7 separate regions of the Mus musculus genome follow, and all the other regions are linked to region 4. Evidence: chromatin loops called from intact Hi-C (ENCODE). Cell type or tissue: heart. All regions are shown on one strand. Region 1 has its middle 20 kb from the start of Dynll2. Region 2 has its middle 11 kb from the start of Mrps23. Region 3 overlaps Gm38534 (a long non-coding RNA gene). Region 4 has its middle 29 kb from the start of 4930556N13Rik. Region 5 overlaps Msi2 (musashi RNA-binding protein 2). Region 6 overlaps C030037D09Rik (RIKEN cDNA C030037D09 gene). Region 7 overlaps Msi2 (musashi RNA-binding protein 2).

Evidence for each region. Hi-C counts contacts between places; a loop is a spot of excess contacts. Peaks named below come from ENCODE experiments on the same cell type or tissue, not always from the same donor. Only the 100,000 strongest peaks of a DNase experiment are listed, where the experiment ranks them.
Region 1: a loop joins it to region 4, with 7 times the contacts of the local background. A loop is called at or near these places in 24 of 42 quality-filtered maps.
Region 2: a loop joins it to region 4, with 4 times the contacts of the local background. A loop is called at or near these places in 23 of 42 quality-filtered maps.
Region 3: a loop joins it to region 4, with 7 times the contacts of the local background. A loop is called at or near these places in 28 of 42 quality-filtered maps.
Region 5: it touches region 4 in a loop (8-fold over the local background); 18 of 42 quality-filtered maps call a loop at or near these places.
Region 6: it touches region 4 in a loop (4-fold over the local background); 12 of 42 quality-filtered maps call a loop at or near these places.
Region 7: a loop joins it to region 4, with 2.8 times the contacts of the local background. A loop is called at or near these places in 12 of 42 quality-filtered maps.

The regions. Positions count from the first base shown.
Region 1 is chr11:87,965,546-87,969,545 of GRCm38, reverse strand. No RefSeq gene overlaps it. Among named protein-coding and RNA genes, the nearest start is that of Dynll2, 20 kb to the left of the region's middle. RefSeq lists an enhancer at 2,941-3,985. In heart, CTCF peaks have their summits at 615 (motif pointing left) and 1,741 (motif pointing left); a DNase peak (open chromatin) is centred at 1,735; H3K4me3 peaks cover 784 bases.
Region 2 is chr11:88,213,539-88,217,538 of GRCm38, reverse strand. No RefSeq gene overlaps it. Among named protein-coding and RNA genes, the nearest start is that of Mrps23, 11 kb to the right of the region's middle. In heart, no CTCF peak of the experiment used is centred here; DNase peaks (open chromatin) are centred at 1,038, 1,858 and 2,208; H3K4me3 peaks cover 642 bases; H3K27ac peaks cover 2,364 bases.
Region 3 is chr11:88,250,828-88,254,827 of GRCm38, reverse strand. Gm38534 (a long non-coding RNA gene) reads right to left here. Exons shown (of 4, transcript XR_001780289.2): 2 at 933-1,106; 3 at 503-591. Among named protein-coding and RNA genes, the nearest start is that of Gm34366, 17 kb to the left of the region's middle. In heart, no CTCF peak of the experiment used is centred here; DNase peaks (open chromatin) are centred at 1,287, 1,747 and 2,427; H3K4me3 peaks cover 470 bases; H3K27ac peaks cover 3,053 bases.
Region 4 is chr11:88,820,929-88,824,928 of GRCm38, reverse strand. No RefSeq gene overlaps it. Among named protein-coding and RNA genes, the nearest start is that of 4930556N13Rik, 29 kb to the left of the region's middle. In heart, a CTCF peak has its summit at 1,682 (motif pointing right); DNase peaks (open chromatin) are centred at 1,728, 3,625 and 3,928; H3K4me3 peaks cover 1,202 bases; H3K27ac peaks cover 1,791 bases.
Region 5 is chr11:88,551,111-88,555,110 of GRCm38, reverse strand. The region is part of intron 6 of Msi2 (musashi RNA-binding protein 2); the gene reads left to right. Among named protein-coding and RNA genes, the nearest start is that of 0610039H22Rik, 66 kb to the left of the region's middle. In heart, a CTCF peak has its summit at 1,890 (motif pointing left); DNase peaks (open chromatin) are centred at 990, 1,910 and 3,930; H3K4me3 peaks cover 447 bases; H3K27ac peaks cover 4,000 bases.
Region 6 is chr11:88,727,001-88,731,000 of GRCm38, reverse strand. C030037D09Rik (RIKEN cDNA C030037D09 gene) reads right to left here. Exons shown (of 4, transcript NR_038058.1): 3 at 3,361-3,460; 4 at 2,429-2,842. Among named protein-coding and RNA genes, the nearest start is that of C030037D09Rik, 10 kb to the right of the region's middle. In heart, CTCF peaks have their summits at 1,264, 2,088 and 2,296 (motif pointing right); a DNase peak (open chromatin) is centred at 1,340; H3K27ac peaks cover 2,660 bases.
Region 7 is chr11:88,403,788-88,407,787 of GRCm38, reverse strand. All of the region lies in intron 8 of Msi2 (musashi RNA-binding protein 2), which reads left to right. Among named protein-coding and RNA genes, the nearest start is that of Mir378b, 53 kb to the right of the region's middle. In heart, a CTCF peak has its summit at 2,335; DNase peaks (open chromatin) are centred at 2,407, 2,857 and 3,207; H3K4me3 peaks cover 978 bases; H3K27ac peaks cover 3,402 bases.

The sequences.
Region 1 (4,000 bases), 860 kb after region 4:
TTGGGATTAAATAATTTCTTTCTCTCTTTCTTTTCTTTTCTTTTTTTTTTTTTTTTGTTTTTTGTTTTTTGTTTTTTTGAGACAGGGTTTCTCTGTATAGCCCTGGCTGTCCTGGGACTACTCTGTAGACCAGGCTGGCCTCAAACTCAGAAATCCACCTGCCTCTGCCTCCCAAGTGCTGGGATTAAAGGCATGCGCCACCACTGCCCGGCAATAAGTTCTGCAACAAAGGTCTTTCACCGTTTCTACCATATGTGTAAAAGCAGCACACATTCAGTGAAAAACCCTCATTCCTTAAGCCACATTTATCTCCCTTAAAGTGCCCTCATGGTTATATAGATGCATACTAGTTACTATTTATGCAACTGGTTATGAACACTGGACGTGCCAACACTTCCTAGTACCTGTGTACCTGAGGGCAAGGCTGTTATCTCCTAAAAGCTGAGATTAGGGGCACGCCCATCACACCTGGTCGTGCCTGGCTGGGTGTTGCCTCTGGGCTGTTTAAAGTTTGGATCAGGAGCTCAACCGTTCTGGCTGTTCTTCTAGAGGTCCTGAGTTCATTCCCAGCAACCTCTTGGTGGCTCATGACCTTCTGAAACGGGATCTGATGCCCTCTTCTGGCAGGTAGACAGAGCACACCTACATTTAAACAAAGAAAGGTTCAAAGTTTGAGTCAGGCCCCTATGGACAATCTTGGGTTTCTCACCTGTAAAGTGGAGATGGAAACCATTGCGTTGTGGAGTGACACGCAGGAGAAACTTTCACTCATTTTAGCAAATGTCCCGAGAGCACCTGCCCTGGGCCAGATTCGGTTTCCTGCTACTTCTTTTAAGACCCGGTTTCTAAGTAGGAATTGTAACGTTTGGACAGAACCCTAGACATTTGGGTTAACGTTTAGGTTTCCATCTGCAGTTGTGTGGGAGTTTGAATGAAAATGGCCCCAGAGGCTCCTAGGGACTCGTACTATTGAGAGGTGTGGCCTTGGTGGAGTAGGCGTGGCCTCCCTGGAGGAGGTGTGTTACTTGGGGGCGGGGGGGGGGCGGGGGAGGCGGGGGGGGGCGGGGGGGCTTTGAGATGTCAGAAGCTCCATCCAGTCTTAGTGGCTCACCATCTCTTCCCGTTGCCTACGGATCCAGATGTAGACCTCTCACCTCCTCCTCCTCCTCCTCCTCCTCGTCCTCCTCCTCCTCCTCCTCCTCCTCGTCCTCCTCCTCCTCCTCCTCCTCCTCCTCCTCCTCCTCCTCCTCCTCCTCCTCCTCCTCCTCCTCCTCCTCCTCCTCCTCCAGCACCGTGTCTGTCCGCATGCTGCCTGTCATGATGATAATGGACTAAACTTCCGAATTGGAACTGGAGTTACAGGTGGTCGTGAATTGCCTTATGTGAATGCTGAGAACTGAACTCTCATCCTCCGCCAGCCTTGACCACTGAGCCATCCCTCCAGCTCCTGAAAAAAAAAATGTTTTGGTCTCTGTGTGCCTTGTGGAAAGTAGCTTAGGCTTTTGGAAGGAAAGTTTTTACAGCAGCTAGCACTTTCTGACGTTTCTACCCGGAGAAGTTCTAGTTTCATATTTCGTAATGACTCCAATGTAAGGTTCTCGAAAACGAGGTCACATCCTCCGTTGTGTTTCGCTTTACCTAGCAAGCACCATTGTCCTGGGTATGCAAACCCTCAAACCCTCAAGCTTCAAAACGTGAATGTACTTGAATACCCGTGGAGAAGCAGCGCCATCTTCTGGTCTGAAGGAATACTGCAGCACAGAGCCGGAGAGGTTTGGTTGACCTGAGCCGCAGGTGGCAAGGCCATGCTGGAACCAGAACTCTTGTGTTAAAAACCACTCCCAGAGCCTGGAAAATTATGCTCTCCTGAACGCTCTGTTTTGGCTTTTAAACCACAGTCTTAAGCGGATGTGCAGCTAGGAAAAGCCATTTTGTCTAGGCTTTTGCAAGGGTGGAAATGTAACTTATTGAATGTGTTATTTGCTGAGCACTGCATCTGTATTTTTACTTTATGTGTGTGCATGTGGAGGTCAGAGGTTAACCTCTGGGGTTATCTTCAAGAAACGTCCACTGTGATTTTTTAAAAAGATGTACTTATTTTATTTATAGGAGTACACTGTAGTTGTCTTCAGATACACCAGAAGAGGTCATTGGATCCCATCACAGATGGTTGTGAGCCACCATGTGGTTTCTGGGAATTGAACTTAGGACCTCTGGAAGAGCAGTCAGTGCTCTTAACCACTGAGCCATCTCTACGGTCCGTCCACTGTGATTTTTGAGACAAGATCTTTCACTGGCCTGGAGCTCTCCTGACGAGGTTTGCCTGGTGCTGGGGTTACAAACCCAAGTCACCATGTCCCATTTTTTATTAACGTGGATCCTGAGGAGTGAACTCAGGTCCCCCCTTACTCACTTATCTGGTAACAGTCTGGTCCTTCCAGGCCTTGCTTTCATTAGGCAGGCTTGGAAGGATACTCACCCTCACTCTTATTTCTGGCTCTAGGCAGGAAATACGTGGCTATGGCTCTCTCGCCTTTCTCGGGCGTCAGATAGTTTTGTTACACACATGTACTGATCAATGTCCTGTTGAATACCAGAGCGGAGGCCCTGCACACCTCTGGGGCTTGCTCTCTACGTGGCACTCAGCTCTCCAGCAGTTGGCCACCTTGGTTGGTCCTCTGGCCTCTGTTTAACTCTCCAGAGCTCAGTAATCCTTGGCTTCCTTAGCTGCCCCTCATCCGCACCTAGGCAGGACGGTGGGACTCTCATTGTTTATTTTCCTGTCTCTCAGTTGTGGTCATCCGTTAGCCTTCCCCGCAGTGCCCAGATTCTTGCCTTGTTATTTTGATTGCTCGACAAGAAGATAAGGCTGTTGGCGACTCTTCATCTTGTGTGGAAGTCTGAACCTATCAACGGGATCTTACCGTATACCTTACACCAGCAGCTGTTCCCTCTGTTTCTGAGGTTGGCCTGAGGCGAGGGAGGTCTGCTGGGGAGGCACCAGTCTGCAGACTGCTGAGTTTGCTGGCTGTTGATTGGAGCGGCCTAGGTAACTGGGCCACGTGTCTCTCATCAGCTGGCGGACCAGCCTGGGCTTGCTTCTAGGAGCACGCACTCCTAAGAAGCCAGCTGTCATCGTTCTTCAAGGCTGTTCTAGAAACATTTTACTCTTTGCTAGTGCAAGCCACCACCTCAAGGGCAGGATGAGAAACAGACCAACGGTGGTGGGAGGAGCCTCTGTGATGGGAGGAGTCTCATAGTCATGCGGGACTGCACAGATGCCGGAAGGGGCGGGGATGTACAGCCAAGTTATCTTTTATAGACATTATCATTATTTTAATCCTTGCAGCAAACCAGGGTATAGATCTTGTCATTGATACTTTACAGACATTAAGAGCTCACAATGGGAGGCAGAGCCAGGTTTTGAACTAGGGTCTTCCTGCCTCTGCCCCGTCTCTAGCCGTTGTATCACATACTTGGTGTGCAGTGTGTGTAGTTCTGACTACAGGTAGATGTATTCAGCACCAGGAATAGACCATTCCCTACCGTGGTCCCCGTTGCAGGATGCTTACCACAGCTTTGAATTCTTCCTAACACTCCCACAGCCTCTCCAAGCAAACACAAGACCCTGTCCCTGGGGGTTCCTTCCCCTTAGGGCCTTTGGGGCTCAGGGACACTCTAAGGGAGGCATTTTGTGTAGAGAACCAGGTGCTGATCATCTGTGTCTCCAGCTAGCCTGTGCCTCAGGTGATAAGTCAGGCAATCCTCCCTCTCTGTGCCTGGATAGTTCCAGAAGCCTCAATGGCTCCCTGGTGTCCCCTCCAACTCCTCATATAGAATTTGTCATGTTTGACTAAACTGCTCTCTTTCCCATGGGCTTCTGCAGGGCCTCTCTCTGTCTCCCTCCCAGTTTCTCTCTCTCTCTGCCTCTGTCTCAGTCTCTGTCTGTCTGTTTCCTTTCTCTCATTTCCTGGCACACAGCTCTGTATCATCTCACTTA
Region 2 (4,000 bases), 610 kb after region 4:
GGAGGCAGAGGCAGGAAGATTTCTGAGTTCGAGGCCAGCTTCATCTACAGAGTGAGTTCCAGGACAGCCAGGGCTACACAGAGAAACACTGTCTCAAAAAAAACCAAAAAAAAAAAAAAAAGGACATAAATGTTGGGCAGTGGTGCCACACACCTTAATCCCACCACTCAGGAAGCAGTGGCAGGAGAATCTCTATGAGTTCAAGGCCAGCCTGTTCTATAGAGTAAGTTCTAAACAGAGACACCCTGCCTTGAAAAACAAGGGGAAAAAAGTATATTTATTTATTGGTGCATACAGTGCTGGAAAGAGCCAGGGCTATATAGTGAGACCCTTGTCTTTGTGGGGATTTTTTTGGTTTTTAATAACAGAGGTTTTTTTCTGTGTAGTCCTGTCTGTCCTAGAGATCTGCCTGCCTTTGCCTCCCCTAGTGCTGGGATTAAAGTTGTGCACCACCACTGCCTATCTGAGACCCTTGTCTTAAAAATCAAAACACCAAACAAAAGAGGTGGTAACTTTGGAGGCCGAGGATGGAGGGAGCAAGTACTTAGACAAATGGTGAGATTTCACGATGCTTCCTGTCTGCCTTAGTCTAATGTACATTCCCCCACATCGGACCTAGGCACCGAGGGCCTAGTCCTGCCAAGGACTCAGCTGCGGCTACTGGCTCATCCACAACTCGATGAGGCGGAGCTATGGGTGCTTTCTTACAGGCGAGGAAGATGAGGTTCCTGGGTCACTGACTCCCCTCACTGCACAAGATAGCACAGGTAAGACTTTCTGTTCCTCATTGCCTCCCTACCTACATCCTCCCTCCTTCTCCCTCTACATGAAATGTGCAGATGCGTCATTGAGTGAAGAAGGTTAGGAAGCAGTGCTCTGGGCAGAGTCTCCAGGGGTCCAGCAGAGTTAGCTCTCTCCTCTCCGGCTCCTATTATAGTACAAGGCGCTGCACACCCCCTCTCCTATCTATACACATACACCCGCAGGCCTCTGTCATTTGTCCCATGGCCCGTTCCTTCCAATCTCTACTCCATCCCAATAGCACCCCAGGACCTCAGCTTCCTAAATCTCAGTCAGAACGTTATTTCACAAGGACACTTGCCAACCTTGAAAGACAAGGGACCCGGAGGCAAGGAAATAAAATGTTTCTAGTTGAACAGCACGAGAGCGCAGCGCCACCTAGTGGTGCTGCAGCCTACTGCTCCCGGGCAGTGACATTTTCAGACAATCAATATCTCATTATTAACCATAATCACAACCTGATGTTTACTTTTGGAGAAGTGTTCTGGCAAGGGAGGCACATGCACTTTTCTGCGTGATTCCGAGGCCTGCAATCCTAAATGCCACAATGACTATTAAACAGTGTCCTGCAAGTGAGCAAACAGGAGGGAGCCGAGATTGACGGTCTATCTTTTTTCATCTAAGCTGCTCACCAAAAACAAAGCATCCGCTGAAGCCAGTGACCTTTCACTAACTGCTGGAAGGCAAATGCTTGATAAATAATAAATGGACCCCTACTCGTTGTTGCTTGGAACCATCTTTTAATTAAAAGAACTGAGCAGCGAGAAGGTCAGGTGACTGGTGTTTAAGTTAGAGCCCAGGAAAGGCGTCAATCAAGGGGAAAATTAAGCTTGAAATGCAACGTGATTGTCAGCTTAGCAAGTCGACAACAACAACAAAAACTCCCTCTGCAATCTCCCGGTGGAAGGAAGCAATGGTAGTTGATGGTGACATGTTTAGGGGACATGACACTCAACTCTCTGCCTCCTTTACCCTCCCCTAGCAACCAACTCACTGTGTCGGAGCAATAGCCACTTGCCTGGCTCAGCATCTCCACAGAAACCGCTCTGGAGCCAGGCGCATCCAATCAGAGGCCAGTGTGCCACACCGAGGACTACCCTAGGAGCGACGTGGAAATCATTTCCTGTCTTTCCCACAGGAGGGCAACTGCCCTTCCTCCGCCAGCCAAGGTGACTTCCACCAAGTGGCTCACAGAAACAGCCTGACAGCCCACAGCTAACCCCGCAATGAGGCTGGGACCTGACTCATCTCTGAGGCGGACCTCCAGAGCACAGAGCGGGGAAGAGAGAGCTCTCGTTTCCCTACCGCACTCCCACGCTCTGCTCCGGCAGTGGCCTGTGCAGCAGGCCTCCACTCTCGGGGCCACATTGTGTCAGGTGCCCTCTCTTCTAGACAGACTCGGGAAAACTGCCAACCCAGTTCAGCTTCCTGCCAGGCTTGGTCACAGCCAGCTCTGATGAGAATGGAGCAGGCCCAGTGACTCCAAGTGGGTCACATCTGGACCCTCCGGAGCTTTATCATCCCGCTTTAATAACTGTGATTTTTAAAAGACCAGGCTGGCTTAAACCTGCAGCAACCCTCCTGCCTCGGCCTCCTAAGTGATGGGATTACATATATGCAAAGTGAGGTGAGGACAACAGCAGGGGGTCTTTCTCAGGCACCGCCCACTTTTCTTTTGAGACAAGGTCTCTCACAGGCTGGAATTCGCCAAATAAGCTAGGCTGATTGGCCAGCAAGCTCCAGGGATCTGCCCACTTCTGCCTCCCCAGCACTGAGATTACAAGTGTACTACCATGCCCAACTTTAAAAAACAAACAAACAACAAAAAAAACATGGATCATGGAGCTTCAACTCAGGACTTTATTTACGCTTGCAAGTCAAGCCATTTACTGATTTAGCAATCGCCTCAGCTCCTGGCTTGGATTTCTTTTGCTGCCTCAGAGTTAGAGTCAGGGTTAAGGTTAGGGTTAGGGTTCTTCGTCCTATCCATAACTGAGGACACTTCCCTGGCTAAATACCACACCCCGGGTTGTGTCCTGCCGCCACCACTGCCGCCGCTGTCACCACCTCCACCGCTGTCACCACCTCCACCACTGTCACCACTGCCACCACCACCGTTATCTCATTCATTCTCCCAGCTCTACATCTTGTTTCTTTACTAGCGACTTCATCCATTTCTTAAATACCTGGGCCCTAGTCATCCCTGCCACTTGGGCACTGGGTTATAACCCCCACCTGAACAAAATTAAAGCCTTATTCCTTCCCCACTGGCTCTCACTTCACACTACCAGTCTCCTGGACACTCACACTTGAAGCCACAACATGGCTTCCCTGCTCACTCTCCCGCCCAGCAGACTCCTCAGTGCGGCTGCCAAGGCGATCACAATCTGATCCCAGCCTGTCTGTTCAAACACCTTTCCCATCGCTCCTCAAAACGGCGATCCATAGCCAGGAGAAAACCAGGAAGCTGTGTACCCATCATTTCAACTCACTTTACAACAGGAAGCCGCGGCAACTTTTGCACTTACATCGTGGGCTGGTGGCTGTGATGGGCACAAGGTGACACCAGTACAAACGGGGGCATCCAGAAAGACCCAACTTCTCGGGCTTGTCTTCTGCAAAAGTCACTGGAGCCTGGACACCTGCCTTCAGCTTCAGCTCTGCCAGCCCTCAGGAGGGCCCTGCTCCTGAAAAGCTGTTCAATGCTTCAGCGGCTACAAAGTGAAAACGTCTGCCCTTGTTTGTTCTTCATAGGAAAGGAATGCTTGACGCTGAAGGCCACAGGAAGCCTGCTGGGCACAGGCTGTAGACTTGGCACACAAACCACAATGAAGCACCTGAGTTCGGTCCCTATGGGGGGAGGGGTTCATCAGGAAGTTGACACTCAATCTGAATCATAAAGATACCAAGTAGAGCCGTCATTTGATATTTGAAACCATAAAAGCTGAGGAGGGGTCCCATGTAGTGAGAATTTTGGTTTCTTTAAAAACAGAAAGGGGGCTGGAGAGATGGCTCAGTGGTTAAGAACACCTACTGCTCTTCAGAAGGTCCCAAGTTCAAATCTCAGCAATCATATGGCTTACAACCATCTGTAACAAGATCTGACTCCCTCTTCTGGAGTATCTGAAGACAGCTACAGTGCACTTACATATAATAAATATTTTTTTAAAACAAACAGAAATATTATGGGGATATGTTT
Region 3 (4,000 bases), 570 kb after region 4:
TTCTCTGTATTACCCAGTCTGTCCTGGAACTCACTCTGTAGACCAGGCTGGCCTCGAACTCAGAAATCTGTCTGCCTCTGCTTCCTGAGTGCTGGGATTAAAGGCATTTGCCACCATTGCCTGGCATGCACGCACAATTTATAAGTTATAAAAATAGATAACAATAAAACTCTTTTTAATAAGAGACAAAATAATAAGGAAGCCAGTTCTCAGTCTGTGCAATAGTTTGGACTCCCTTGGCAAAAGGGTTGCTTGAAGATGGGGGACAGGCTGCTTTTGGGGGGGGGTGTAGATGGGGCTGCTCTACAGATCTCAGCCCTTGGTTTTGAGTCAGCTGGAGTGGACCTAAAAGCCGGCCTGACTTCACCTTGACTCGGCCATTTGACCTCGGCATCTATGACCTAGACATCTATGCTCTTTGCATCCCATCTGCCTCAGTATAGAGTGGAGGACTCTCTTTCGGAAAGTATTGCTGAAAATATCAGAAATGTTTCTAACTCACCCCATACAATCAGTGGAGCACGGCGGGTGCTCGCAGACGTCATTCTTATTCATACAACGGTCTGTTCTGGTGACTCGAGGAGCAGTGACCTAGAATCACTCAGAAAGAATAGTGGCTCTTGTATGTTTCCCAAACAAAACAGGACACTGTCCCCCCACTCCCACCCGCCACCCCAAATCTGATGCATTCAAGCCTTCAAGGAACGACTGGAATACAGTGTCTGTCCCATGCCTACTGCAGCAGTGCAGCCCCCCTGAGCCAAGCAGGACAGGACAGCAGCCACTGCTGGAGCCATGCATTTCTATCACAGAGAAACCAACCTCTCTTCCACCGACACTGAAACTGCCCATCCCCCATCCTGGAGTCCCATGAATCCAGGTTGCCTCTCTTCAGCAACAGGACAAAGCCCCTCCAGGGCTCCATTTCTTACATTCAGTAGGTGATTGTCACTTGCTGCCCAGTTGATCTTCCCATTTCTCTGGGTCTCATCCACAGGAAGTGCAGCTGAAGGGTGGATGGAACACCTGCGGCTCTGAGCCCTGCAGAATTCCTCCTTCCAAACAGTAAGGAGCCTGCACATTCCCGGATCCAGCACCCTGCAGGGCTGAGGCAGAGGGATCTCACTCAAGCCTAGCCTGGGCTTCATAGTGAGGTCCTGTCTCAACTAGGCAAACAAAAGCAACAGAAAGAAAAGAAGGAGTCAAAGAATCTGCAGGGCAGAAGGATTGCCAGGCCCCTCTATGGCTGACTCGCCCCGGCTGGTAACACATTATCAAGCCAGTTCAGAGGAGCCACTGTTCTCAAATCAAGAATTAGGTTTATGTCTGGGTCTACTCCAGAACACTGGCTGCTCCCTGCCTAACCATAGCCGCCTCTGGAAGTCCCAGGTTGTAGTTCACTCCAGGGACGAAGCATGGGGACATGCCAACAGGACACAGGGCACAGTCTGATGCAGCTGAGTCAGTTCTGGATGCTTTAGAGAGGCACGGGGTAGGGGGGTGGGGTCGCAGGGGGCGGGGGGGGGTTCGCGGGGGCGGGGCCTGGGGGCGCGGGGGGGGGGCAGGGGGCGCTCTGGTCCTTCCGGCTCCCTCTAGCTTTGCTTCCTGGCTTGGTATTATAGATCTGAGAGATGCAGACTGCTGAGCTCTCGGCAGGAGCAGCTGTGTCCCTGGCTCTCCCTCTGTGGCCTGGAGTGCCTCTGGCCAGGCCTCAAGCAGTCACATGCAGATGACAGCTGTGGTGGCACCAGGACTCAGGCGCCCATCACATGGCTGCCCTTCGCTTCTGGCCTTCCCTAGGGACAGTTGCTCCTTAGCACACAAGAGTAGCGAATGGCCAGTGGTGCCTTGGGAAAGGAGCAGAGGAGGGTGGGCCCTGAGTAACGACATCTGCTTCTGAGTCCTTTGGTCTAAAGTCGAGGTTCACATCTCTCTTTTTTGTATCCCAGCAAGGGCAGGAAGCTGCTTTTCCAACCCCAAATCAGTATCTCAGTGGTCCCTAGAGCAGGAAGTCTTAGAAAGAAATCAGCTCAGACAGGAACTTTAAAAGAAAAGTAGGTGTTTGTTCAGTGCCTGCCTGACCTCAGGTTCACCAAATTCCTTCCCCAGCCCAGTACCTAGGAGTCCTGGCCGAGGCTAGGCCTTGAGCTTGGTGACCCTCTTGGAATCCCCCTATTTTAATGTCAACACCCAACCCAAGAGCTGGAGCTTCCTACCTCTATCTCATGCCACCCTAACACCCTTCCACCAGAGCATAGATTTCTCATAAACCTTCGCAGAATCTTCTGATTCTATGAGGTAGCTTTGCTAGCCACAAGAATACAGGAGCTGAGGCTGGGAGCTGGGGAGTCAGTCTCTCTCCAGCCTAGAGCGAGACCTCATTGCTCGGCCTCTCGTGGCGAGAGAGCGCCCCCTGCTGCCCAAGCCCAGCTGGTACCACACAGCCCGAATGAGGGATGAGGGACAAAGATGGGGCGGAGGGGACACCCAGAGAAGGGACTGTAGGTTTGTCATTCAGAGAGTTTCCACCTCAGGACACACTGCCTGGCTCAACCTGGCAGGGAAAAAAAGGTTCAGACTCTCTGTGCTAACATCTGCCTGTGGCGACAGTTTGGGCGTAACAGTCCGTCTAGGGGGCGTGGAGTAGCTCTCTAAGGCACCTCGATTAAAAGACGCGGTCTGGTTTGAAGCCATGGCTCCACCGCGCACTACCCTCAGACTTGGGCATGCGGTTTAACCTCTGAAAACGGGTTTCTTCATTAAACTGAGATAATCAATAGCGCATACATCACAGCAATGGTTTACAGAGATAATTCATGTAAAACGCACACTGAGCTTTCAATAACAGCAACTCTCTGGTATCGATTCGCCTGACACCCCTACAAATGAGTGATAAGAGCTAACTAGGGCTCGTGGACCCAAGTCAGGGGATTTGCTTTTCCAAGGCGCTTTCATCATTAAATGGATCTGGTCTAGTTCCATGGGCACATTTGAGGAAAACAACGTTGCCTAAAGGGGGAAATAAATGCCAGAGACATTCACAAAACATCAACCATAAACAATTACTAAACACATTGATCAATGCTCAGAGCTCTACAATAAAGACAGGGAGAAAGTTATGGCCCAGGACCTTTTGTCCCACGCTTCCCATGCTACCAATCCCCACCTGACCCCTGGTTGATGAATTACTCTTTGGGCTACAAATATGCTGAAGTATCTCCTTACCAAAAAAAAGCAACTGCACGAAATGCTCCTCCAGGGAGCGCCCGCCCACCCCAAATGTCAACAGCCGACTCAGTGAAAGGCTACATGGTGTCTTCTGTCAGCTCTCAAGTTTGATAGACCAGGTGTTGGTGCCCACAGCACTCCACCTGCCCTCTTTAAAGTCACCATGACTTGTACACAGCGCATCCAGAGCTCTGTTTGCAAACCTCATCCCTCCTCCATTAGCAAGGTTTTGACATAACTAGTGGATGCTCTTGGCCCCCTTCCCGCTTAGGGAACTGTGCCCTCCACTCCAGCTAGGCTCCTCTCAGCCACCCCGGCTCCTCCAGCAATGAATTATCTCTGCAAACCATTGCATCATGTCTCCTCACATCTCATCCCTGCGTTCCCACTTATTAGTGGCAACCTCACACATGCGGTTACTTGGTCAAACAATGTGGCTATCCTCTCTCCTTGCTACCTTTCTTCTGCCCCCACCCCCTTTCTAAGACAAGCTCTCATGTAGCCCAGGTTAGCCTTAAACTCGATATCTAGCTGAGGATGGCTTTGAACTGGCATTAGAGGCCTGCCCCACCATGTGGTTCTATGTGGTGTTGGGGGATCTAACTGAAAGCCTTGTGCATGCTAGGAAAACTAACCACCAATCAAACTGTAAATCTCCTACTGTCTCTTTCTTTCACACCCTCAACCGGAACATCAGCAGATCTAGTCCGTTTTACCTTTCAGATGTGTCTAGACTCTTCCTGCTTCTTGTTCCACTATTCTACATAGTCCA
Region 4 (4,000 bases):
AGTCTAGTTTAGTTTCCAATATCAGATCTCATGTAGCCTATGCTGCTGGCTTTGAGTTCCCCATGTCAGTGGTGATCTTGGACTTCTGATCTTTCCATCTTCACAAGTGCTCAGAGCACAGCCATTTACCACCATGCCCAGCTACACAGGGCCACGGGCCAAATTTAGGTCTTCTTCCATGGTAGGCAAGTTCTCTACTAACCAAACCACATTCCTGGCTCCTCCTTTGCCACAAAAGTGATCATTTATGTAGATGGGTATTTTATTTTGCCTGCGAGCATAATCTGTGTATCTCGTGCCTGCCTGGTGCTTGAAGAAGTCAGAAGAGGGAGTCAGGACCCCTGGAACTGGGTTCCAGATGCTTGGCAGCTGCCATGTACGTTCTGGGAACTCAAACCTGGACCCCTTGGGAGAACGGCCAGTGATGCTTTGAACCACTGTGGCACCTCTGCAGCCCCGCCCCTTTGATGTTTAACGGGAGGCTAATGAGCATGCATTGTCACGAGTCTGAGTATGGCTCAGATTGTTTCTGTTGGATAGTGCTAGGTAGGGAACAGGGTTCTGAGGTCACCGCCCTGCAGGCTGTCTCACAGTAGAGGCTCAAGCGTTTGCTACAATTTATTTATAATGCTTGCAAGTGGCTGGGCCCAGGCCCACTGAACCAGAGATTCTTAAGAATGGGACTTTGAAACCTACATTTTTTTTTCAATCCTGGGGTGGGGCAAATACAGGCCTTCACGCGTGTTCTATCGCTAGGCTACATCGCCAGCCCTTTTTACATTTTTATTTTGAGACAGTTTTCCAAGCTGGCCTTAAACTCAAGCCATAGTCCAGGTAGCTGAGGCAGGCCTTGAACTTGTGACCCTGTCTTTTCCTTTTTCTCTGAGTTTTAAAATAGAAGAATAACCGTAAACAGCTTTCTTCTTCCCTTCCTTCTCTTCCTTCTCCATCATCCCTCTTTTTTTTTTTTTTTTTTTTTTTTTTTTTTTGAGACAAGGTTTTTCTGTGTATCCTGGAACTTGCTCTGTAGACCAGGCTAGCCTCAAACTCACAGAGGTCCACCTGCCTCTGCTCCCCTGGTGCTGGAATTAAAGTTGTCCGTCAGCACCCCCTGGTTGACTTTGAGCTTTCAACCTTCCCATTTCGATCTCCCAACTGCCAGGCTGGGATTACAGGTGTGACCACTATATCCAGTTCAGGTCATGCTGGAGAGAGAACCTAGGGTTCCGAGTGTGCTCTGATAAGTTCTCCCCAACAGCCACGTCCTCAGGGTTGTCCAGTTACTTCTAAAGTGGTGTGCTTCCCCCTGGGTTGAGACAACATGGAATCCTTGGGTCCTGGTTTGGGGTTAGAGCTAATTATTGTGTGATCTGGGTGATGGCCTGCTGTCTGCCATGTGTGCAGTGTTGTGCCTTAGGTCAGATGTATCTGGGGGACAGTTATCAAAATCAGGGTGTGCAGTTTCGTTTCAAAACACCCAGTTTCCTGTTTCATTTCATCCATATTCGGCAGGGCATAGTTTGTAATGGTCTTATTCAGAGGGTGGAAAGAGAGCATTTAAACAGTAAAAGGCCCACCTTAAGAAGTAGAGTCGTAAAAGAGAATGGTTTTTGAAGTGTTTAAAGGAGTGGAATGAAGTCTTGTGCACTCCACAGGGCAGACTGCTGCTATTGTGGTCTATGTCCACTAGATGGCACCACAGCACAAGCTACTACGGGTATCCCCTCCCTTTGCCTCATCCCAGAAAACAGGTTCTCCAAGCACTTGTCTCAGTATTAAACTTAACAGGAATGCAAATCCCCAGCTCATACCCGAGACTTACTGACCGAGAACCGTGTAGCACTTTGTCCACGTAGTTTAGATGCAGACTTAAGTTTGAGAGCCACTGTCCTAGAATCAACCTTGGGGTAGCTTGGGAAGATACCTGTAGTACGCCAAAAGCGCTTGCTGGGGAGGGAATGAGGAGGTGCGTGGGGGGCGGGGCGGGGTGAGGAGGGGAGGGAGGGTGGAAGACAGTCAATGGTGCAGGTATATTTAGTGCCAAGGAGCTGCTCCAAAATCAGAGAGCTGATATGGACTAGGGGGCAAGACTGGATTTCTCCCAAGTCGGGGAAGTAGAGGAGAGAAAAGAGGGCTCTTCAAAGAGATCCCCTCCCTTAGGGCGCCAGATCATGGGCTAGGAGCTGAATCATAGGCTGAGTTCTCTGCCGGGAGCCCCAGGGCAGCTGTGTCCTCATTGTGGCTGTTCATCTCAGCCTGTTCTGAAATTTCACCAACCTACTACTGTGTTAATGGATTGAAATCTTGCAACCCTCCCAAGACGACCCAGGAAAATGGATGCTAAGAATCAAAAAGAAGCTTGAGACGGGGTGGGAAAATCACTAGTGAATTAAAACCTTATTTTTGTCTTTTCGATCCTATCTGTACCCTCAGGGAAGGCCAGTGCAGAATGAATTCATCTCTCTCTCTCTTTTTTTTTTTTTACACAAAAATTCCTTTTGCAGGTCGCAGCTGAGGCTTCACAGGGGCGACATACCATGCAAATATGTATTTTTTTTTCAGTTATGATGTATACAGTTTTTAGTTTGATTTATTTTTGGTGTCAGAAACAAAATGGAAGTTAGCTCTTTAAAAATGAGTGTGGCTGGCTGAATAAATAAATAATATGCTCTTGGCCAGTACCTGCCAGTACCTCCTTAATTGCCCATTGATTCTTTAATTCTCTGCCTTTCACCATCTACGAAATTAAGAGGCCACAGAGCATGGAGATGTCTTTTGCCAAACAACTAAAAGAATCAGAGGTTTTCGAAGGTCTGGTTCTTCCTGGGGGGCTTTTACCTAGCATTGAGGGGCACAAGTTACCCAAGGATGGAAGCCTGGTGTCCTGCTTGGACCCTTCCCAGGCTTCTGTACCGTCACTTGGCTTTCCAGCCACAAACATGTACTGTGTCCACTCTGGCGGGCCACCAGTGGCAGCAGGGACCCGGTTGTCCCTCCTCGTGGTCTCTGGAGGTTGGGTGGTCTGTCATGGTCTCTCTCCAGCAAACGCTGCCGTTCAGAGTGTTCACACTCCTCCGATAGCCCCAACCACGGGTCCTGGGAGCTGGCTGCCTCCTTTCTGCCAGGGGAGATGTTCCAGGAAGCTCTCCTTTATCCCATTTCTGGAACCACCAACCAATCTCCCCTCCCTCGGAAGTCTCCTGGCATCTATCTAGCCTCCTCTTCTCCCTTTCCTTCCCGTCAAGGCACAGAGGCCTGTGTTCTCATCGCAGGCTGTCTCCTAGGACCCTTCTCCAGGGTGCACTCTTCCTCAGGATGCTACCCTGCAACGCCTTCCTCCAGGGCATGGCTCTGAGCATTCACACCCCTCTGTAAGCTGCTACACCGGGTGGGGTAAGGACAGGTCGTGCCAGCTGCTTCTCTGTAGAAGTCTCTTAAATGGGTCTGCTTCCATGGTCTAGGGTGGGGCCCTCTCTGTTTCTCTGGGTTCATAGGACTCGTCATTTCTTCCACCCTGGAGACACAATGCCAGTTGCCTCTGCCTTTCTCCTATCCTGGAGTCTCCATGAATGCGTACTTGGTTACTGTTGGTGTCCCCATGAGAACGTCTACTCTGGGCTGGGAGCCCAGGCAAGGATACCCCGCCGGGAGCAGGGGGACCTTGCCTTTTGCCTCTGGACCCCTCAGCGGCCCCTCCTCTCTGTTCTCGTGCTCCTCTCTATCTGCATCTTCCTTGAATTAGAATTCTCACTCTTCCACTTATCAAGTCAGCATCGCGCGCCTGCCTGTCTCCGCCACTGTCAACATCCGCGCTCCCAAGTCTCCAGCAGCCTGAGCTCAGGGCCGCCCCTCTCTCTCTGGCAATTACGATTCCTTCCCTGGCTCACGTCGGAAGTCTTTGTTCTTCTCCCTGAACATTCAAGTTAATTTCTACTGACTGTTTATTCAGCCTTTGTACTGGCTGGCTTGCTACTTAGTCAGGAAACGAGGCCCTCCGAGG
Region 5 (4,000 bases), 270 kb after region 4:
GGGGCATAGCCTGGAACACCCCCACACTGTGTTAGGAGGAAACCAGGGCCCTGAGCACGAAGCTCACTGGTCAAGAGGGAGTTAATTGCCTTTTGTATCTGTCCCAGGTCTCAGTGAAGATGTGGACACCTTCCTTAAGTGTCTGATTCCTGAGATGTGTAGAGGTATTTGTTCGGGCTTTGTGCTTTGTGGGGTCTCTCAGGTGGATGGAAAGCTGAGTGGGACTTGGTGGGTCTGGGTGAAGATTAGTTTTCCCTGAGACTGTGACATTTCTGTGGGATTGCCTGACTGGGGGGCATTGCAGAATCACCTTTTTGGCTGATGATAGAAACTGGATTTTTCTCTCTTTCTCCTTCTCCTCCTCCTCCTCCTCCTCCTCTCTCTCTTGATGGGGGGAAGGAGTTTTGAAGGCAGGCCAATCCCAGCCTTATCTGGAAGTAACGTTCGCTATCATGGGCAAGATGGATGTTGAAGATTTTTCTGAGGTGCAGGACAGGATCTTTGGCTTGAAGGGACTTGCAGACCAGAGGATTTAGGGTCATTTCCTGGCCAGTCATTAAGTTCTGTGATAGCCCCATGTCTATACAAGAACCAGAGCGAGGAGTTGCAATGATAAAGAACTAGAGACTTATAACCCAGTGTGGAAAGGGTCTGCCCGAATTCAAATGCTGCTTACAAGGTATCAATGGACGAAGAAAGCTTGCGCCTCTCTCCCGCCCGCAGTCTGGAAGTACTTTATAATCTTGTGCCTGGGATATTTGAGTTATGGGCCGAGCAGTTCAGAATCAGCAAGGCTTCCTGGCTGAGGCATTATGGACTGGACAAGTGATCCTTAATGCTGATCTCCTCAAAATCAGGGCGTTATTTTGACCTTGAATTACTGTTGACCATTTTTGACCCGGAAGGCATCATAGCCATTTTGAGATGTGGCTACCGGATGGGGAGGCAGGGCATTCAGAGATGAGCCAGACGGGCGATGACAGTCATCTGTGTGCAAACAATGGGTTAAAGGAACAAAGAAAGGGTCACCCTTCTAGGCCCAGCTTGGGATGGAAAGCCACAGACCTCGCCCCACCCCCCTTATTTAATAAATGTTTTGAGACAGGGTCTCATGTAGCCTCTAGTCTGGCCTAAAATTTACTATGTATCTGAAAATGGCCTTAAATGGGACCCTCTTGTCTCTGCCTCCCAAATGCTGGGATTACAGGTACCAAGTGCGCTGCCAGACTGGGCTTCGTTTCTTCTTCAACACTACAGTGTTTGCTATCTCATGATTAAAGACTTCTATGACCCTTGTATCTGTCAACTCAACATCGGCCAGCTATTCCTTATCAGCTAGGCCTACCCTGGGTTTGATCAGCACCTTTGGTCTGGCTGAGTCAGAGCTAAGCTTTCAGTCTAGCATGTAGCTAAAAGAGGCCAAGAGAAGGTAGGAGACCTACACGACTGCCAAAGGGCAGAGAGGCCTCTTTGCCCTGGAGCTTGTCTTCTAAAAAGTGAGCATGCCTGTTTATAATTTGTCAGACTTCTCCAGTTCTTAAGTGAGCAGCAGCCTCTGCAGGCTCACATAACCGGAAACTGAGGCCAGTGTCTGCTCACTGCTGTGCCCCATGGCTGTGTCCACATGTGATCCTGAGTGAGAAGGGTGGGCAGACAGGTTTTGTTCTGGGTCTCTCGTTATCCTGGAGAGCCTCGCTACACTGTCTGTGCCTGGTGAGTTGACACCTGAAATACAGAGCCGAAGAGACATTTTAGGGACCGGACCTGAGGAGACAGAAGCCCAGAAGGCAAAAGGCTCAAAAACTGGCCTCCAGTCTTTTTCCTGAGGCTAAGAGACGGAGCTCTGGGATCTCTTTCCTGTCAACACTGCCCCCTGCTGCTGCCCCATCACAGCAGGCACCTGGCCACACTGGAGAGAATGTTTTCAGGCTGAGCAGCGCGGCCTTCTGTGGGAGGCAGTGACGCTGGTAACCCATGGATGTGAGCACAGCCTTTATGTTTTGTTTCCATTGACGGGGATGGGTTTTCAGAACCACCCACTCCCTCGCCTGGGCTGATGACTTGCAGGGACAAGATGGCTGAGCAGGGAGATGCAGGGAGTATGCTCCTCCCTCCAAGGCCAATTTGGTGTTAATTTTTGGCCCTAAGTGGCAGTGGCCTGAGTCTGAACATCCCAGTTTGCCTCTCTAGGAGTGAGAAATGGAGTGTGTTCTGTATGCTGCTGTGCATCTTGCAGTCTGAGATCTGCTGGCTTGGGCTGCAGAGATGATGAGGCCAGGGTGTTTGTTTTGTTTTGTTTTAATTAATTAAATTTTATTTTATATGCATTGTTGTGAGGGTATCAGATCCCCTGGAACTGGAGTTACAGACAGTTGTGAGCTGCCATGTAGGTACTGGGAATTGAACTTCCAGTCCTCTGGAAGAGTGCTCTTAACCAATGAGCCATCACTCTGGCCCGTGCTCCCCCCGCCCCCGGGCCAGGGATTTTTAGAGAACTAAACACTAAAGTACCAGTACAGAGAAAGGCTTCTGCCGTGACTAAGAACAGCATTTGAACCTCGGCTTTAGAGCTTTACAGTTGTTTGGACCTCTGAACTCTTGGAGCCTACTTGAGGAGAAGGAGACCCTGGGGAGAACAAGCTCTTCTGTGATAAGTGTGCCGCTTTCCCTTCTCTCAGCCTGCCTGCCTTCCTACCTCCCTGCTGTCATGGTGGTTAATTGGGACATAAGGAGTACCCAGCCTGTGGCCTGGCACACAGTGGGTATACAGGCAGCAGTAATAGTCACGGTGTTTTTCACCACTTTCTTGGCAAATACCTTACATGCAGGGGTTTCTTTTGTTGTAATTTCACTCTGGTCGCTTCAGGAGGAGACCCTCTTCCTCCAGCGCTTCCTCTTGTCCATGCCTTCAGGCATAAAAGTTGGGTTCCACTTTACATTATGGTCTTATACATCAGTACAGCCGATTTTGATAAACCCTCAAAGGATGTTGACCTTCTTGGTTTTCAGGCATGAGTGGCTTCACTCCCTTAAGGAGGAATTGCCGTGAAATGTAACCGCTTGAAGGGGATGGTGCATGCGCGTTTGCTTTTCATAAGTAGCATGGCGTTCACTGGCTTCCATACTGACTAGTCAGCCAGCCTCGCCACCTATCCTCCTGAGAAGGAATGGATGTTTTGTTCAGTGTGTCCCCTCTCCTGGGAAACAGCTACAACCCTGCATTCTATTGTCCAAGATGAGGTGGGTGAAGTCTGAGGGAGGATGTTGAAGAGACCCTGGAAAGGCCCCTCAGGGTGGAGTGGAAATGAGGAAGGCACTGGCCTGTGGCCATGTAGTCCTTCCTTTCTTCCTGATCTTCCTGACAGGTGTGTAGAATGGCATCTCCTGCTGGCATTTCTGGGGGCCTTAGGATATCTCTGGCAGACAGGGCTGGAAATTTGATGCTGTGAGACAGGAGGAGAGGACCTGAGAATGCTTATTTAAAAAACAAAACAAAACAAAAAACCCTGCCCTAATCCAAACCCAAGGGCTGAGGAAAGGCTACTAGCTGTGATGTACACTCTTTCAGGCCAGCCTGGAAGGTGTTAGGAGTCACCTGGATAACTCTTAGACAGCCTTGGGGGGAAACATGAAGGTTCGGGTACTTTGGGTCTTGCTCCTTGTTAGAAAGTTAGAAGGTTCAAAGCTGGGGCTTGAGGGAGTGGGTTGGAAGGGGCTTGTGGCTTTGTGTGAGTTTTTTCTGGCCTCAGCTGTACTGTAGGTAAGGAGGGAGCACATGTGGAGCCCCTTGGGTGTCTCAGCCTCCTGCTTCTCCTGGCCCTTTTTTTTCTCTCCACCCACTCCCTGGTTTGGCAGAGGCTTGCAGAGAGCTCCACAGGGGCCATGTGTTCTGGGGCAGCAGCTGTCGGTGCTGACTAATGAGACTTCCTGGTGGCTTCAGTGGCACACGTGGCTGCAGCAGGAACTGCTGCTTCTCATGTGCCAGCCTGTGCTCCAGCTA
Region 6 (4,000 bases), 94 kb after region 4:
CAATGATGCCATTTTTCTTTTTAAAGGTTTATGGTGTATTGTATGTGTATGTGTCTGAGTGCGGTATACATGTGCATCATGTGTGTGCAGATGTCTGTGGAGGCCAGAAGAAGGCATCAGATCCCTGGAGCTGGAACTACAGGCAGTTGTGAGTGACCTAATGTGAGTGCTGGGAACTGAACCCAGGTTCTCCTGTAGGAGCAGCAAGTCTACTTCTTAACCACTGAGTTGTGGTTCCAGCCTTGGCATCCCCCATCACTCCCCATCTTCCTGATAACATGTAACACTGGTAGCTGCTTCTATTGTCTTTTGTAACCTTGAATTTTCCTGGTTCTAATCTCTCCTTCTTCTCCCTCTCCCCCTTCTCTCTATCTCTGTTATGTGTTGTGTTTGCCTGTATGAATACATGGGGAGGGGCACAGGAGGACGTCAGGTGTCCCACTCTGTCCCTCTTTTCTTACTCCCATGACACTGTGTCTCACATTGAGCTTGGAGCTCGGCTGACAGCTGACAGCCAACCAACTCCAAATATCCTCCCATTTCCACTCCCACAGGGTACATGGAATCATGACAACCTCTTACACAGGTGCTGGGGATTCGAACTAAGGTTCTCATGCTTGTGCAGCAAAGCACTCAGTCACTGAGCCATCTTCCCAGCCTGTGGCTCTAATGTTTTTCCATCCCTGGGTTCTCCTCTCTCACACCCAGTGGCTCCCTTTCCTCCTGTATTTGCAAATGCCTATGCCACGTGAGCTCTGGTTTTCTCCATTACTCTTTTAGGACTTTAATTGCATCACAGTTCAAACCATCACACATGCCCATCCTTGTCTGTCACACTGGATACAAAGTATCTGTTGGTGGGCTTGTCTGTCCTGATTGGACTTAAGGCTCCTCAATGACAAGTACAAGTGGCATGACTTGTCTTCATGTCCCCTCTGCCTGGTACCCAGTGGACTCCTCCATAGATGATCTACACACTCTGGCTCCAATGAGCAGACAATTCTCCAAATGATGTTGAAGGCAGATCGGGTAATTATGGTCCCTTTATACGGCTAGGGACACTCAAGCTCAAAATACCAGAAGCACAATTCCGAGTCCTGGCTCCTGAGGCGCCACGGATTTGGTAGAGAGCCATTCTGATATTGCCCGTTGTGAAAGGATTGTGAGGCTTATCGTGGCATTGTCTAAAGACTAAAGTCCAATCCTCACGATTGTCTGGAGAAACTTAAATTTGCCAGCCAGACTTAAAACACAGTCTGCAGGACAGAGCATAAAACTGTGTGTGGCCTGACCTGCTGGCACAGACTGGAGTTACCGCCTCCGTTCTTGCACACTCGGCTATACTATTAATAGAGCTGAAGATTGCACTTGTGTTCTCCACAGCCTCCCGGTGCAGTGGGCTCACATCAAGCCTATGATGGGCTAACCTTCCCCCACCCCCATCCCCCACTTCACCCCCCCCCCCACTCACACAAGGGCCTTTCTAATGAATGCCTTCTGTCAGGCCAGGCCTCCTCCCATCAGCCACTTGGGCAATTGATTTTTTTTTCCCCCTGATGCTTGCAATTATCTGTGACCTACACTAGTAGACACAAAACCAGGCCCTGCCTTCCTTTCTCATGTGACATTGGCCGAGCAGATGATGGGAACCTCGAGAGCCTGCTTAGAACCCAGAAATGGGGCCGGTCTCTGTTGAGAGGTCCCACCCTTGAAAGTAAGAGGATGCTGACATTATTAACTTTTTTGGGTCACTTCAAATTCATGTCACATTTATGACTACCTGCCTTTGATGATGATCCCGTTTTGGTATTGTTCTAATTGTAGCGTTGATTCACAAGGCTGCTGGCTCCTCCTGCCATGGACACAGCACATCTTTATTTGTGATGTCCTCTCCAGGCAGTTTTATTTTTAGCAAGAGTGTCTTGCCCAGCGAGCAATTTACGCTACAGTCTACCCTTTGTTCTCGTTACACCTAATACTTCTTTCTCGCTCCTTTTTCCCCTTCTGTCCTTCTGTAAGTGTCAATACCATGTTTGCCTAAGCAGATTCCATTCCAACTTATTGAAGTTTCCTTCCTTTTAGGTTTTTTTTTTTTTTTTTTTTTTTTAGCTGACTGGTATTAATTGTAGAAATTGCAGCATGGGCTATCGTGGTGGGTCTTGGCATCAGCTACAGGAAACCCCTAAATTGGGGAGATTTAGATGTCAGAATTTGGGAGCAGGAACTTGAACTCTGGAGAGACAGTCTTTTTTTTTTCCCCTGCTCCACCAGAAGAGGGAACCTACAGTAAAAAGCACTTCCTCTGATCACCAGTAGAGGGCGCGCTCACCCACAGTCCTCCAAAGTGCGCGTTTCTTCTATTAAGTGGCAATTTTGTTGATTTTGTTGGAAGGGCCTTCTGGAGATACAAATACATAATAGAGTTAACACTGTTGAGGTGCTGTGTCCGGCTGCTGTGGCCACCTCCTGTATTGTGTAAAGGGGGAACAAAAGTTTTTTTTAAAAAATCTAATGTGTAGTTGTGGGTCTGTGAGCCTGTTGCCGTAGTGGATGGGCAGGGTGCGGGTGTTCAGAATGACCATAGAGAATGTTGAAAGGTCCCAAGGTACAACGTATAGAGTGTGGGAGAAAGGGTTGGGGGCGGGGGAGACCCTGTACTTCCAGCTGTGATATTTAGATTGGCTTGGCAGGGGCCAGCCTTGGCAGAGATGGGGGAAGCGCCAAGGCTAGTGGAGAGGCTTGAGTGAAGGTAGCGCCATGTCAACCGTTTCCAGGTGGAGTTGAAAGGCAAAGCTATTTTCTTCTGGGAGCCCGGCCCCTTTCATCAAGACGGAGTTGGTGGCTGATTAAAAAAGAAGAGATGGAAGATTAAGTCTGAGAGGCCAGAGGAGAAAATGGTTTCCAGGTGTTAAGTACTGGACAGAACGGTGAGCTTGGGCAGTTCCTCTGTGAAGCTCTCGAGCCCACCCTCGTCCCCCTCCCTGGCAACGCTGGGCGACTGCCAGGCCTAGGCAGCAGAGGGCTTCCTAACTGCCGAGCACGAAGATGTTTAATAAAATATTTACCTCCGTGTATAAGAATAGCGTAGCAATGACATAAAGGCAGGCAGAAGTTAAACAGTGTAACGGCCACAGGAGAGCAGCCCTAGGGTCTTGGCTTTTCTTTTTTTATAGAAGTACAGAAACTTCCTGTTTAAGTTCTTATAACCTACCGTGTCCTGGCAAGCCAGTCTCCTGCCGAAGCAGAAGGGGACTAAAGTCAAACTCCCTGGTCACCTCTTAAAACTCCTAAAGGTGATGTTTTCTGAGGCCTGCCCCCACTACCTCTGAAGGTCACCCCTGAGAAGCCGAGCTGGCACACCTTGGCTGCTTGCAGTCATTTTGAACTGGAGGTGAGAAAGGAGAGTCATAAGAGGCGAAGAGGAACACAACTCGTTAGCCAAAACACCAGATTTCCAAATCTGTCCAATGAGAACATGGAAAAGAAAATGAAAAATAGAAAAAGGAAATATATTAGATAAATATATTTTAGGTGTTCTTTTTTACACTCCAGAAAAGCTTTTGTATTCTCTTCCCCAGTTAGAAAAAAACAAAACAAAACATTTTCTCTCTCATTGAAATTAAAATAGGCTTTTGCATATCTATCAGACAACGTTAGAAGAAAATAATTATAAATAAAGGTGTCAGATCAGTAAGGCTGTTTGAAAAACATTCAGTTTGCTTTATCTCAGCCAGGCAGTGGTGGCGTACTCCTTTAATCCCAGCACTTGAGAGGCAGAGGCAGGAGGATTTCTGAGTTTGAGGCCAGCCTGGTCTACAGAATAAGTTCCAGAACAACCTGGGCTACACAGAGAAACCCTGTCTCGAAAAACAAAACAAACCAAAGTTTTGTTTTATCTCACATCCGTCTTTTTTCTTTCCAGTTACTTCCTACCCCCAGTGACTTTCCCTTATTGCACGGTGTCAGGGCAAGGGCTGCCCTAGGATCTTGATATACATGC
Region 7 (4,000 bases), 420 kb after region 4:
AGAAATCTAAGCATAGGTATAGCACTCACGAAAGTCTACGAAGACATAGAGCCCTGGACTTGGAGTGGAGTCCTAGCAATACACCTTGCACAATGGCTTGCAGATGGTCCCAGCATGGGCAGGAAATGATGAATGCAGAGTCTCTGGCCCTCCTAGCCTAGCACCCAAGAGCCAGGTAATGATTTGTGTGCACAGTAAAGACTTGAAGGGAGCACCAGTGGAGGATGCCCACTAGTGATAGATACCCACTGATGCTCTGGTACCACTCAGTGACAGAGAGGAGGTATGTGGGACACTTGGATAGGCTTGGTGTACACACACACACACACACACACACACACACACACACACACACACACACACACACATGCACACACGCACATCAGGCTAGTCCCCTCAGCATCACCTGCCAGTCTCTTTCTCGGCAGAAAAAGGTCAGTAGGCCAAAAAGGTCAGTTAGCCCTGAAAACTCCCAGGAACCCTCTCTGCAGAAGCATGCCTTTCTGCTATGACCTTACTATGAGGCATACCGATGAGAGGAAAGGGTTAGCTCCTTCTGTCACCATATGAGGACCTGCTGGGTCATTTAGAGACACTGAGAGCTTTGGAATCAGAGACAGAAGCCCAGACTCACTACTGGACATTGTGTGATCCTCCGCCATCTACCTGTACCTGCTTCATCCCTCTGCAGCTCAGAGGAAGCCCTCCCTGGTTCTCTTCCTGGTCCCAGAGGCATTACCTACTCTGTGGTCACATTTGTAAAGGCTGGCAGGAATTCAGCTCTCCTGAAAACACTCTTAGTGACAGCAGGTGACAGCAAGTGACCTCTGTTTGGCCTAAGCCAAGGGCCAAGCTTTCTATAAAGGGCCAGATAGTAAATATTTGAGGCTTGGAGGACCATATGGTCTCTGTCACAGCTATTCAACACCCGCCATTGTGGCCAAACACAGCCCCAGACAGTATGGAAATGAGTGGGCGTGGCTGTGTTCAAATAAAACCTAATTTACAAAACCAGGATGCAGCCAGCTGGATTTGGCCTACTGACCATCATCTGCAACTGAAGCCTCAACTGGCTCAGAGCAAGTGGAGCTCTGAGTGATGCTTGCCTCTGGGGTCCTGAGGAAAGGGGTTTAACTGAATGATCAAGTCAGGCTTATCATAGAATAGTGCTTTGTGAAGCAGAGAAAGAGAGGGTGCCACCAACAGACAATGGGGCTTGAGGAAGCAGTGTCTGTCAGAGTGACTTCATGCATAGGAGAGCATCCAACCATGATGAGGCAGAGAAAGGAGCAATGGTCAGAGGGCAATGCGGTCCACCCCTTGTGCCTCCCTGTCATGGCACCATGACCCTCCCCTGCTGGGCATCTCACAGTCCAGTGCACTGACACACACTAGCTTCATGACCTTGGACAAGTTAACGTCTGTGTTTGTCCCCTCTTCTTAAGAGTGGGACCTACAGGTAACTACTGCAGAGATGAAGGCTTATGTAAGGATGGGAGCAGAGCCAGGCCATGCCATGCTCTGTCATAGTGTTCCATCTTTTTAATGTCATCATAATCATCGTTCTCAGAATCATTTTGATTGAGCAAATATGAGATCCTTAGGGAAGGACTGGTTCATGAGTCCCCGTGGGAGGTAGGTACTTCCGGTGCTTAACTAAAGGTGGTTCCTCAGAGATGAGAGGGATGTAACCTCTGAAGTAAGCAGCAGAGACCTGAGATGGGATTTTATTTATTTATTTATTTATTTTTAAGATTATATTTTGACAGGCATGGTGGTGCCCACCTTTAATCCCAGCACTTGGGAGGCAGAGGCAGGCGAATTTCTGAGTTCAAGGTCAGCCTGGTCTACAAAGTGAGTTCCAGGACAGCCAGGGCTACACAGAGAAACCCTGTCTCGAAAAGCCAAAAAAAAAAAGATTATATTTTATTTTCTGTTGCCTGCAGAAGCCAGAGGAGGGTATTGGGTTCCCAAAAGCTGGAGTTAAAGACCACTGTGAGACTCCTGACAGGTGCTGGGAACTCCGATCCTCTGACCATCTCTCTAACCCCATGACACGGGGTTCTTTAGGTCCCAGAAAAGCTGAATCAGACCCTTTGACTGAATGGTTCTTTGAACAGGTTCCAGAGCGCTCGCTTCCAGTAGCAAAGCTCGCTGTGGTCTGCAGCCTACCCTCTTTAGCTTAGAGCACACTTGGGGAGCCAAGCCTTATAGTGTAACGCTGATGAGCAAGGCACAGCAGGGACAGGAGAGAGCTGAGTTGCCCTCTCCAAATCAGAACCACAGTGCTGGGCCAAGCTGGCCCTTGGAACCTCCCTGAGGCGAGGGTCAGCATCTGCGCCTTGCATCTGGCAGAATGCCTGGTGACACTCCCCTCACCCTCTCCTTCAGGCGTCGTCCTCACAGCCAAAGACTGAAAGCTCAGTCAGGAACCAGCCCAAAAGTGTGGGGGTGGGTGGCTGGAATTAACTGGGCTTCTGTGCTCACGATGCTATTTGCGGCGGCTCCCCCACCCCGTCAGCTAATTTTAGCTATCCATTCTGCTTCTGTTGCCATTTATAAAATGAGAATGTCAAATGCAATATTAAACAAGCAGGATGAAGGCAAAAAAGGAAATGGCAGAGAGGCATTTAATAAACGAATCCCGTGTTTACGTGGGAGAGGGAGAGATCCCGAGCCCTACACATCACACACGCCTGTGTGCACACGACCGTTTGTGTACGGGCTCTGCTAATGAGAGCCAAACAGTTTGTGAGCTGGGGGAAGCCTGGGAGAAGTAGAGGGGGAAATGGGGATGGTGTGTGGGAAAAATGTGCTACTCTTCAGGCAGAAGTAATTTAGCCTGCAGGGAGGCAACCTCCCAGTCAGAGTCTCTTCCCATTTGCCCTTGGTGGGTCCTCTAGTCAGTCCAGTGATGGAGAGGGAATGGGGGCAGGACACTGAACCTGTGGGTTTTCCACACCTGCTCAGCTGGTGTGGCCCCCACAACTCTTGCGAGGGGAGCACCCAGAAGCCCTCCTGTGTCTACTCCAGGATTGTTGTCTCGGGGTCCTTTCTTTAACCTCTTCCTGCAGCTGCTCCACCCCATATCCACGGAGCTCCAGGCTGCTGCCGAAAGGGCACCTTCCTTTGTTGTCTCTACAGGGAGACTGCTGCCTGGTTAAGAGAAGCTGAGACTCTGGGCTGGGGTAGACACCCACTCTGTCTTACACCCAGCTTTGGACACCTGCCGGGGGCCAAGCTTCCTCTTCACTTTGAAATGCCCTTGCAGGTGCCCGCAGAAAGAAGAACAGCTGGTGTTACTGCCGTCAGCTATTTCCTCAAATAGTACAGCCTGCCAGCTCCCCTAGCACACCTTGCTGATGAATGCAGGGAGCTGGGATTACCTGGTTGGGGGATGGGGGTTAGGGGTGGAACTGTCCTGCAGGAGGGAGGGGCAGCGGCTCTATGTCTTGTACTTTGGAATCAAATTGAGCACAGGTATGAACTGGCTTTATTTATCTTCAGAGGTTTTCCTGTAGGTTCTGCACATAGCAGGGTGTTGCAGTCTTCTCTAGGGCAAGGGCTTTGTGTAGGTTTTACTCCAATGGGAGAGGTGCTACTGACAGGCTCTGCCTTACAGATGAGAGGGGTCTGAGTGCAGAGAAGCTAGCTCTGCTCAACCCCAGAGCCCAAAGGTAGAGCTGAACCACGGCAGGGAGCTGGACTTTCTGACACATGAGGCTCAGCCTGCCCTGGGACTAGGGTGCCCTTGTTAGGGGACAGGTCTCAAGAAGCACTGGCGACTGGAAACTCTGGCTCTTCTCCACCTGTCACCCAGACTCTGAGCACTCCCGAGAGAAGAGTCGCGTGTCCTCGTATTCCTCTCTGTGTCCACACGCTACCCCTCCTTGCTCGGTGCTCAGTATTAGTGGTTTATGACCTACTTCACTTTGCCGTCGCTGGTTTTAATAAAAACACTAAGCAGAGGAAACAGTGAATGAAATTAATTCTATAAGTG